Regions from separate parts of the Mus musculus genome. Here regions 1 and 2 are each linked to region 3. A link is a contact called in ENCODE Hi-C or POLR2A ChIA-PET data. All regions are on one chromosome and are shown on one strand. Each heading gives the region's core, a stretch centred on a gene start or an enhancer-like site at or near the end of the contact. The rest is flanking DNA. Distances are from core to core; before and after follow the strand shown.

What was found. A loop is a pair of places that touch in the nucleus more often than their neighbours do. ChIA-PET counts read pairs that join two places held with the same protein, here RNA polymerase II (POLR2A).
Region 1: POLR2A ChIA-PET joins it to region 3 with 43 read pairs in embryonic stem cell. The contact joins the promoter of Msh2 here to the promoter of Msh6 in region 3. POLR2A ChIA-PET finds 5 or more read pairs at or near these places in 5 of 5 experiments (Patski and embryonic stem cell).
Region 2: POLR2A ChIA-PET joins it to region 3 with 19 read pairs in embryonic stem cell. The contact joins the enhancer-like site here to the promoter of Msh6 in region 3. A Hi-C loop is called at or near these places in 1 of 37 maps with a recorded cell type or tissue (left cerebral cortex). POLR2A ChIA-PET finds 5 or more read pairs at or near these places in 4 of 5 experiments (all embryonic stem cell).

The regions. Positions count from the first base shown.
Region 1 is chr17:87,671,209-87,673,908 of GRCm38, forward strand. Msh2 (mutS homolog 2) reads left to right here and starts at 1,324. Exons shown (of 16, transcript NM_008628.3): 1 at 1,324-1,598. The coding sequence starts at 1,388.
Region 2 is chr17:87,600,820-87,603,519 of GRCm38, forward strand. Gm46609 (predicted gene, 46609) reads right to left here. Exons shown (of 3, transcript NR_169183.1): 3 at 1,464-2,187. Among named protein-coding and RNA genes, the nearest start is that of Gm46609, 11 kb to the right of the region's middle. Within about 2 kb of position 1,272, at least 1 of the 3 ENCODE cell types and tissues checked has a DNase peak (open chromatin) inside an H3K27ac peak, as active enhancers do.
Region 3 is chr17:87,973,659-87,976,358 of GRCm38, forward strand. It overlaps Msh6 (mutS homolog 6), which reads left to right and starts at 1,392. Exons shown (of 10, transcript NM_010830.2): 1 at 1,392-1,747. The coding sequence starts at 1,491.

The DNA.
Region 1 (2,700 bases), core at 74-2,573, 300 kb before region 3:
TATTTCAGCTCCCTACAATCACATCTTAATCAGTTAATTAGCCCTTAAGAATGTTTATAACCCTGCAGTTTTTCCTGTCGGTTTACACCTCTTAGTCTCCATCTTTCTGTGTGTTTGTTTATCTACTTCTAAAACAGTGTGCAGTCTGCATCCATTCACTAGCACGGAAGAAAAACCAGATGCAACCTCTCTACCTCCCCCGCCTCCACCCTTTTCTTTATTGAGACAGGGTCTTGCTACACAGAAATCCAAAGCAGGATGTTTATTTATTTAGAACTCCAAAGCAGGTTATTTATTTATTTATTTATTTATTTAGGATGCAGTCTCTGGTAGCCCAAATTGACCTCCAGCTGCGTAGCCAAGGATAATACTGTACTGTGTTTCTTGCCAGACCCACTTTTAACTTTTGGCCCTTCTGACCTCCTGAGAGCTGGGGTTTCAAGTGTGTGTCACCCTACTCGTTTCCACATTTAATATATATATTTTTTCTTTAAATTAATAAGTGTCTGCACCTGACCTCCTCCACCCACACCGAGGATCTGGAGTTACCAGTTATGATGAGCTACACTAGTGATGGGGACTGAACTCAAGGTAGGCGACTATGAAAACATTAGGAAGTTAGGAAACTGCTGAGCCCCCAATCTGTCCTTTATTTGTTTATTTATTTATTTATTTATTTACCAGACAAGGTGCTGAGCCCCCATCTGTCCTTTATTTATTTATTTACCAGACAAGGTTTCTCTGTGTAGTCCTGACTTCCCTGGAACTCGATTGGTAGACCTGGCTGGCCTCAGAGGCCCCCCCGAGTGCTTGGATTAAGGGCATGCGCCACCACGCTCGGCTTGCCAAGTGTCTATTGGATGAATTCGTCAACCGATGGGCGAAATGCAAAACTGGGTCAGCAAGAGGTTGTGCAGAATATACCTGAAATTTTACCTATGGCAGTTTGCACTGCAAGTGTATAACGCACACTCAAGGCTGGGTGGGGGAAAAAAGATAGTTCTTTGTTTACAAGTTCTTTGTGATTTCACTCTTACGTTTCCGGTCACTTGATAAAACAAATTCCTAGCTGACCCCGCCTAGCACACCTACCCACCCACCAGGCGGACTTGAAAGCGCAGCCTCTGGAAGGCCTGCAAGGCTGCAGAAGTCGGACGCATGCGCAGTAGCTAGAGTCCTAGAGTTCGCGGGAAGCTGGGACCTTGCTCGCTTATGATTGGCTACTGCGGTAGACTCCCACCCACCGGGGCGCAGCGCTGCATGGTGATTGGGCGAGCCCACAGAGGCCGGACGAGGTTTAGGGGGCGAGGTTGGGGAGGCGGGAAACGACGCGGCCAGCGCAGGGTCGCTCTGTGCTCTAGTGGTGTTGGTGTGGAGCGGCTCGGAAATGGCGGTGCAGCCTAAGGAGACGCTGCAGTTGGAAGGCGCGGCCGAGGCGGGCTTCGTGCGCTTCTTTGAGGGCATGCCGGAGAAGCCGAGCACCACGGTGCGCCTCTTCGACCGCGGCGACTTTTACACGGCGCACGGAGAGGACGCGCTGCTGGCGGCCCGCGAGGTGTTCAAGACCCAGGGCGTGATCAAGTACATGGGGCCGGCAGGTGAGGGCAGCCGCGGCGGCGGGGCCCGGGCCGGCTCGGGGCCGCGTTGCCGGAAACCTGGGCGCATGCAGCGGTGGGGCTGCGGCGGAGCGCCCCGCCCGAGAGCTGCCTCCCCGGGCCACGCGTTTAGCATCTTGTTTTGGTTCGCTTCCGCACAGTGCGCTGGGCGGCTGCACACCGCCGAGTCCAGGCTGTCCTCGGACGCCTCGAGTTCCAGCCTCCCAAGTTGATAGGATTAGAGTCTTGTGTCACCGTGGGTACCTCCAAATCAATAACAGCCCGCAGCCTAGGAGCGAGGAGTGGAGGGCGTTTTGAGAGCTTCCTTTAAGACACCCTCATTTGCCAATAGGCTGTGTTTTGTTTTGTTTTTTTTAAACCGTCTCGCTTGAGAACCTGGGATGGACCATTGCTGAAGGGCAGTATCGCCAAGTGGTCAGGACCTAGGATATGCCCTGGAGCTGAACTGCCCGGATTTCAGTTGTGGATCCCCTACTGTTTGCTGAGTGCGGTTGAGCTAGTTGGAAAGCTGTGCTTAGCTAGCTAGCTAGCTAGCTTTCTTTCTTTCTTTCTTTCTTTCTTTTTTTTTTCTGCCACCTTGGCTCTCACCACTCAGCATCATCTCTCCCTAAAAGGCTTCAGAACTCATTTGTGGCCTAGGAAGATTAATTTGATCACCATAATAACCTCTCCCCCACCCACCCCCGTTGCTTTTTCTTTCAATTACATTGAATGTCCATTATATCATACTTTGGAGTTGTGAGTTCTAATTTTTTTTTTTTTTTTGGTTTTTCGAGACAGGGCTTCTCTGTTATAGCTCTGGCTATCCTAGAACTCACTCTGTAGACCAGGCTGGCCTCGAACTCAGAAATCCACCTGCCTTCCAAGTGCTGGGATTAAAGACGTGCGCTACCACCGCCCAGCATGAGTTCTAATTCTTTATGCTGTTATATGCAAATGGATGTTACAGACATCGTATTTCTGCCTGGTCTGTGCTAGGTAATAGTCTGCTGCCTTCACAACCAGTTGAATTTGTTTTTGTTAGACAGCTATTCTTTATCTTGAGTTAAAGAGTGACACACACACACACACAAGAAATGTTGTG
Region 2 (2,700 bases), core at 22-2,521, 370 kb before region 3:
TTTAAAAAAGATTTATTTCTTTGTTTTATGTATGTGTGCTCTATCTGCATATAAATGCCTGCATGCCAGAAGAGGGCATCATATCCCTGGAAATGAAATTATAGATGGTCATGTGGATATTGGAAATCTAACCCAGATCCTCTACAAAGAGCAGCCAGTCCTCTTAACTATCAAGCCATCTCTCTAGACCCACCTACCTTCATTCTCGTGAATTGGAACTATACAGCTGAAACCAGTATAAATTTTATCAGTGTCTCTAAAATGCTTGGTTAGCAGGGCATGGTGGTGCACACCTGTAATCCTAGCATTCAGGATGCTGAGGCAGGAGGACTGCTGGAACTTTGAGAACAGTTTGGGCCACATATCAAGACACCATCTTTTATTCTTTAAAAAAAAAAAAAAAAAGCCTAGACATTGGGCTGGGGCTAAGAGTGGCTTTCAGAGGTCCTGAGTTCAATTTCCAGCAACCACATGGTGGCTCACAAACATTTGTAATGGCACATGTACACACACACACAAATTAAAATAAAAAGGCAATAAATATGTTTGGTGACTTTTTTTTTTTTTTTTCGAGACAGGGTTTCTCTGTGTAGCTCTGGCTGTCCCGGAACTCGCTTTGTAGACCAGGCTGGCCTCGAACTCAGAAATCTGCCTGCCTCTGCCTCCCAAGTGCTGGGATTAAAGGCATGCGCCACCACCGCCCGGCTTTTGGTGGCTTTTGTTAATACTCTAGCATAGCATCAGGCAACTTGAAGGTATCTTTTTTGAGATATTTGACCATCCAAGTGCAGCTACATAAATTCTAATCTCTGCTGGGCCCTATCTACAGAAACTGGCACTGCTTTGCTTAGCAACTGTAGGGAAATCTCCTTTGGAGAGATTCTAGGAGTGGTAGGGAACAAGACAATGGAGACTCTCACCACGCCCTGGAGGCCGCAGCCTCACCGGAGAGAACTGCAGAAGATTGCCCGGGAACCTGGAATCCAGGAGGTGGGTGGAGCTGGCAGCCATTGTTCTTTGAACATTCAAGGCCCTGGAACCTAATTTGCTAAACTAGAGCTCAAGACATAGATATCCCTGTTTAAATTCAAAGCCAAAAGACACCCAGAGGTTTTTTGTTGTTGTTGTTGTTGTTTTTTTTTTTTTTTTTTTTTTTTTTTGAGAGTCTTATCCTGTTTCTTAAGCGATGTTCCCGCCATAGGCTTCCTAGGTAGGGGGTCAGAGTCCCCCACCCCTCACCCCCGTGCCTTTCAGCCGCTATACCGCAACATGGCCAGCAGGAGGCAGCACTACATATCAGAAAGGCAGAGAACTACCAACGTAAAAAAATAAGAAGAATTGAAGCCTTTGGAGCAGCTCTCTGGTTTCATAATGTTGTCTGGGGAGGGGGGAGGGGGCGGCTTTGCTTTCTTCTGCTGCCTAAATCTGGGAAACCTAAAGCCAGTTGGGAATAATTCTGCTGCTTTTTGTGATAGAGGAAGCTGATTTATTCCCTCATGCGCATGGGCATGAGCAAAACATGACCACCGTACAAGAAGGGCATGCGCGCGTGTGCTCGAGCCCCCCCCCCCCCCAACACACACACACTTCCTCTTCCTCTGTCTAGAGTTTCTCTTCCCGAGCCACTTTAAATTTGCTCTGTAACGCAAGTCTTGGCTCCCTGTTAAAGGAATGCTAGGGATCAGTGAGTAGGGTAGGGAAAACGTTATTTTCAGGAAATGCCCAACCATCCCAACATACCTACGGTCAATCCTACTTTGAAGGCAGGTCAAGCCAGTATCTGATTTCTGAGTTCCTGATCCAGAAAGACAAGCAGCTCTAACTGCAGGCCCAGTCTCCCTGCCTGGATCCCCCCACCGTGGAATCTCACCGAGCTCCCACTCTTCTCAGTACTAACTGTAGAGACTTTCCAGGCCTGTAGTCAGAGAGCTCGGGGTGACTGTCCAACATAAATGCCAAAGAAGTCCCTGTGCGGGATGCTGTCTTTGCCCTGCCCCAATGGGCATGTCCAAGCTACTGTTTGGAGACTTCGAGTTCACCAGGCCCTCCCTCTGCCCTTTGAACCTTCCTGGAGCCTGTGGCTTTTCTCTGGTTCTTGGATGGTTAAAGGGGCATTTCCATTCCGCCTGCTTTCCTCACCGTTGGCCTCTGTGTCTCAGGTGGCAGGGTGTGGTCCCAGCTAGAGGCCTAAATGAAAAGGAAAGACAAAGAAGAAAAAGAAAAAGAAAAGGAAAAAAGAAAAAAAAAATCCCATTCATCATTCATGACGATCCCACAAATGAATGTGACCATTCACATTTTAACAAGGGGAGCCCCCACACCCCAAGGCATTGAACTGTACATGTACAGTGGACTCCAGCTTTTAGAGACTAAATCAGCTAGTATCTATCTACCCAGAGGGCAGCTGTGGTAGGCTGGCCGGCTGTGGTAGGGCAGCCCTCCGCCAACCACCGTTTCCTTCTCAGCTCATGCAGTGACCTCACTCTCTGGTCTGTTCACAGGCTCTCCCACGAAGCCTTTGAGGTTCGTCAGCTTCGCCTCAGCCGCTCCGAGTGTACACTGGCCTGAGTTCTGGGGAGCTACCTCAGCTCTGGTTTTCTCTCCATCCATGGGCGTGGGGCCCAAGGCCATGATACCTCACTTTTATGGTGCGGATAACACCTTTGTCCTAGGAACTTTCTGGTTCCACCCACTCCTTCC
Region 3 (2,700 bases), core at 142-2,641:
TTTTTACCCTTTTACCAAAGTGAAGGTATTGCTAGCCAGAGCTAAGTCCATTCTTACTTAGAGCTGAATTAAGTCTCCCAATTTCTCTCTCTCTCCTTCTTGATTTAGTTGTTTTTTTTGTTTTGGTTTTTTTTTTTTTTTTTTTTTTTTGTGACAGGGTTTCTCCGTGTAACAAACCCTGGCAAGTCTTGTAACTGTAGCCAGGGTTGTCCTTGACCTCAGAGATCCACCTGCTTCTGCCTGGAACAATGGGGTTAAAGGCACACACCTTCGCGCTCAGCTCCAATTTCTTGAATTTGAATAGGAGCTCCAATTTTCGAAAACGCCCTGTAATCAACCTGGCAGGAAGACATTCTGAGGAGAAACACTTGGCTCCCTTTGGCTATCAGGCAATTGAAATAATGGACTCCAAAGAATTGGAATTTCTCCAGGAATTTTTTGGTGGGAAGGGGTAAGACAAAGCTTCGAGTTAGTGTAGAGGAAGAACTTGGTTTCTGGAAAGAGATTTCTCAAGTATCTGAAGCTCGTTGAATCCCCATGTAGGACAGTCTGGAGCAGAGATTATGGTGGGTCAGACCACCTCTTACAAGACCATTCTGGTTCCCGTCGCCCGGTTTAAACCAAAACTTCACGTCAGTACCCCCAAAGATGAACTTCCGGGGGGGGGGGGCTGAACTTTATCTTCCTAATGTGGCCCTTTGAAAAAAAAATCTGTTTTTTTGCTATTTTCTCTATTATTCGACTACTGAGGATGAGTGGGAGTTTAGCTCGTTAGGGTTGCTAGGGCCCAAGCGTTGACGCTCAACATTACCTTAGCAATCTCAGTTTCTAAAATATAAAAAATTCTGCACACTTATGCTAAAGGGCTCAGATAAGACTGGACCTTAACTGCCCATCTCATATAGTAAGGCGTAAACTAGTTGAGGCAGTGACGGGCCAAGGAAAGTTTTGTGGGTAGCTGGTTTTGTGGATAGCTGTTCTTGCACTTGGCATTCACAAGTGCCGCTCTGTACAATGCTCTGCGAACGCACCGTACGTGGCAGACAGCAACAACCAATTTCTCAGCTCCTTTCAGTCCAACCGCAGGACCGCCCGCAGGGCCAGGTGTTTCCGCAGCGAGCTCGACGCGGCTTCTCGCAGGGTGCACCCCGCCGTTCCAGCAACCGCGCAAGCCACTTCCGTCTTCTTGGTGCATACTTGCCCGGGTAGCCACCGCGAGCTCCACTGCTTTGCAAAGGCTCAGTCTCAAGGCCCGCCAACCCGAGCTTGGGGGCTGGGCCCGCCCCGCCCCGCCCATCTACGCCAGGGCACGTCGCGGGCGGGGCCCCGCCCACCGCGCAGGCCGACACGCCTTCGGATTGGCCGCTGGGCTACGGATGCTCGGGTAGGACGCGCCTCCTCCCGACTTTCCCGCCAGCGGCGGCCGCGCGGTGGATGCGATCCTTGTAGGCGCTCGGAGCCGTGGCCCGGTCTGCCCGTCAGCCTTCATCATGTCCCGACAAAGCACCTTGTACAGCTTCTTCCCCAAGTCCCCGGCACTCGGCGACACCAAGAAGGCCGCGGCCGAGGCCTCACGCCAAGGTGCCGCTGCCTCTGGAGCCTCCGCTTCCCGCGGCGGGGATGCGGCCTGGAGCGAGGCTGAACCCGGGTCCCGGTCCGCGGCGGTATCCGCCTCGTCGCCGGAGGCAAAGGATCTCAACGGAGGGCTGCGGAGGGCCTCCTCCTCCGCGCAGGCCGTGCCTCCCAGGTAGCCGGCTCGGTCGGGGCTGCGGCGGCGCGCGGGTCTCCCGGAAGGAGGGGGAGGCTGCTCCGTGCCAGGCGGCGGGAGGAGGGGCGGCCTGCCGGCCCGGGAGAAGCGGGGCCGGTGCCCGGGACTCTCGGGGGACGCTGCGAGCAAGCGAGCGCACTCCCACTGTGGGGGTGGGGAGGCTCGGGAGGCTCGGGGACGGAGACACCCTCCCCCAAAGTGGCCGGAGCGGGAACGGTGGGTGTCCTGCTGCGATCCGCGGCCTGAGGGGGCGGGGCGGATCGGATCGGGCAGGGAGCTCCTCCGGGTGGCGAGCCTACGGTGGGAGGAAACTCGGGTTGCAGGTGGAAGTTTGTAGATAGTGAAAGCGGCGCTCCGGCTTGGGACGACAGTTTTTTTTAACCCACCTTTTCACAGGAGGGAAGAGTGCGGGAGATTTTTCGCAGTTAGTGGGTCTTCGGAGTATTGGGCAAGCCCTGGGCAAGAAGGTTTACTGGGGGAAACTTGCCTGGAGTTGTACTCGCACTTTGTAAATTTGGCTGTCGTTTGTAGGAACGACTAGAGACATTTATTTTATCTATTTATTTTCATTTTTTTTCGAGACAGAGTTTCTCTGTGTAGCCCTGGCTGTCCTGGAACTCAGACATCCACCTGCCTCTGCTGGGATTAAGAAGTGTGCAGCGACTTATTTAAAATGTAAAGAGTTCTTTCTGGAGTCCAGTACTCTGGAGTTTCAGCTTGGGCACCAGGAAGAGCTGGCGTATGCTCCTGGGGCAGAGAAAATGATTTTGGATCTCTAATTTCTTTCCTTCCCTTTGGCTATAAAGGACACAGTTCAGACACAGGTAAACACAGAGGTGTATTTTGCCTCCGTGTATGTATGTGTGCCCATGTGCATGCACGCTGCCTGAGAGAGGCCAGAGGAGGACCTCAGCCTCTGTAGTTAGAGATAT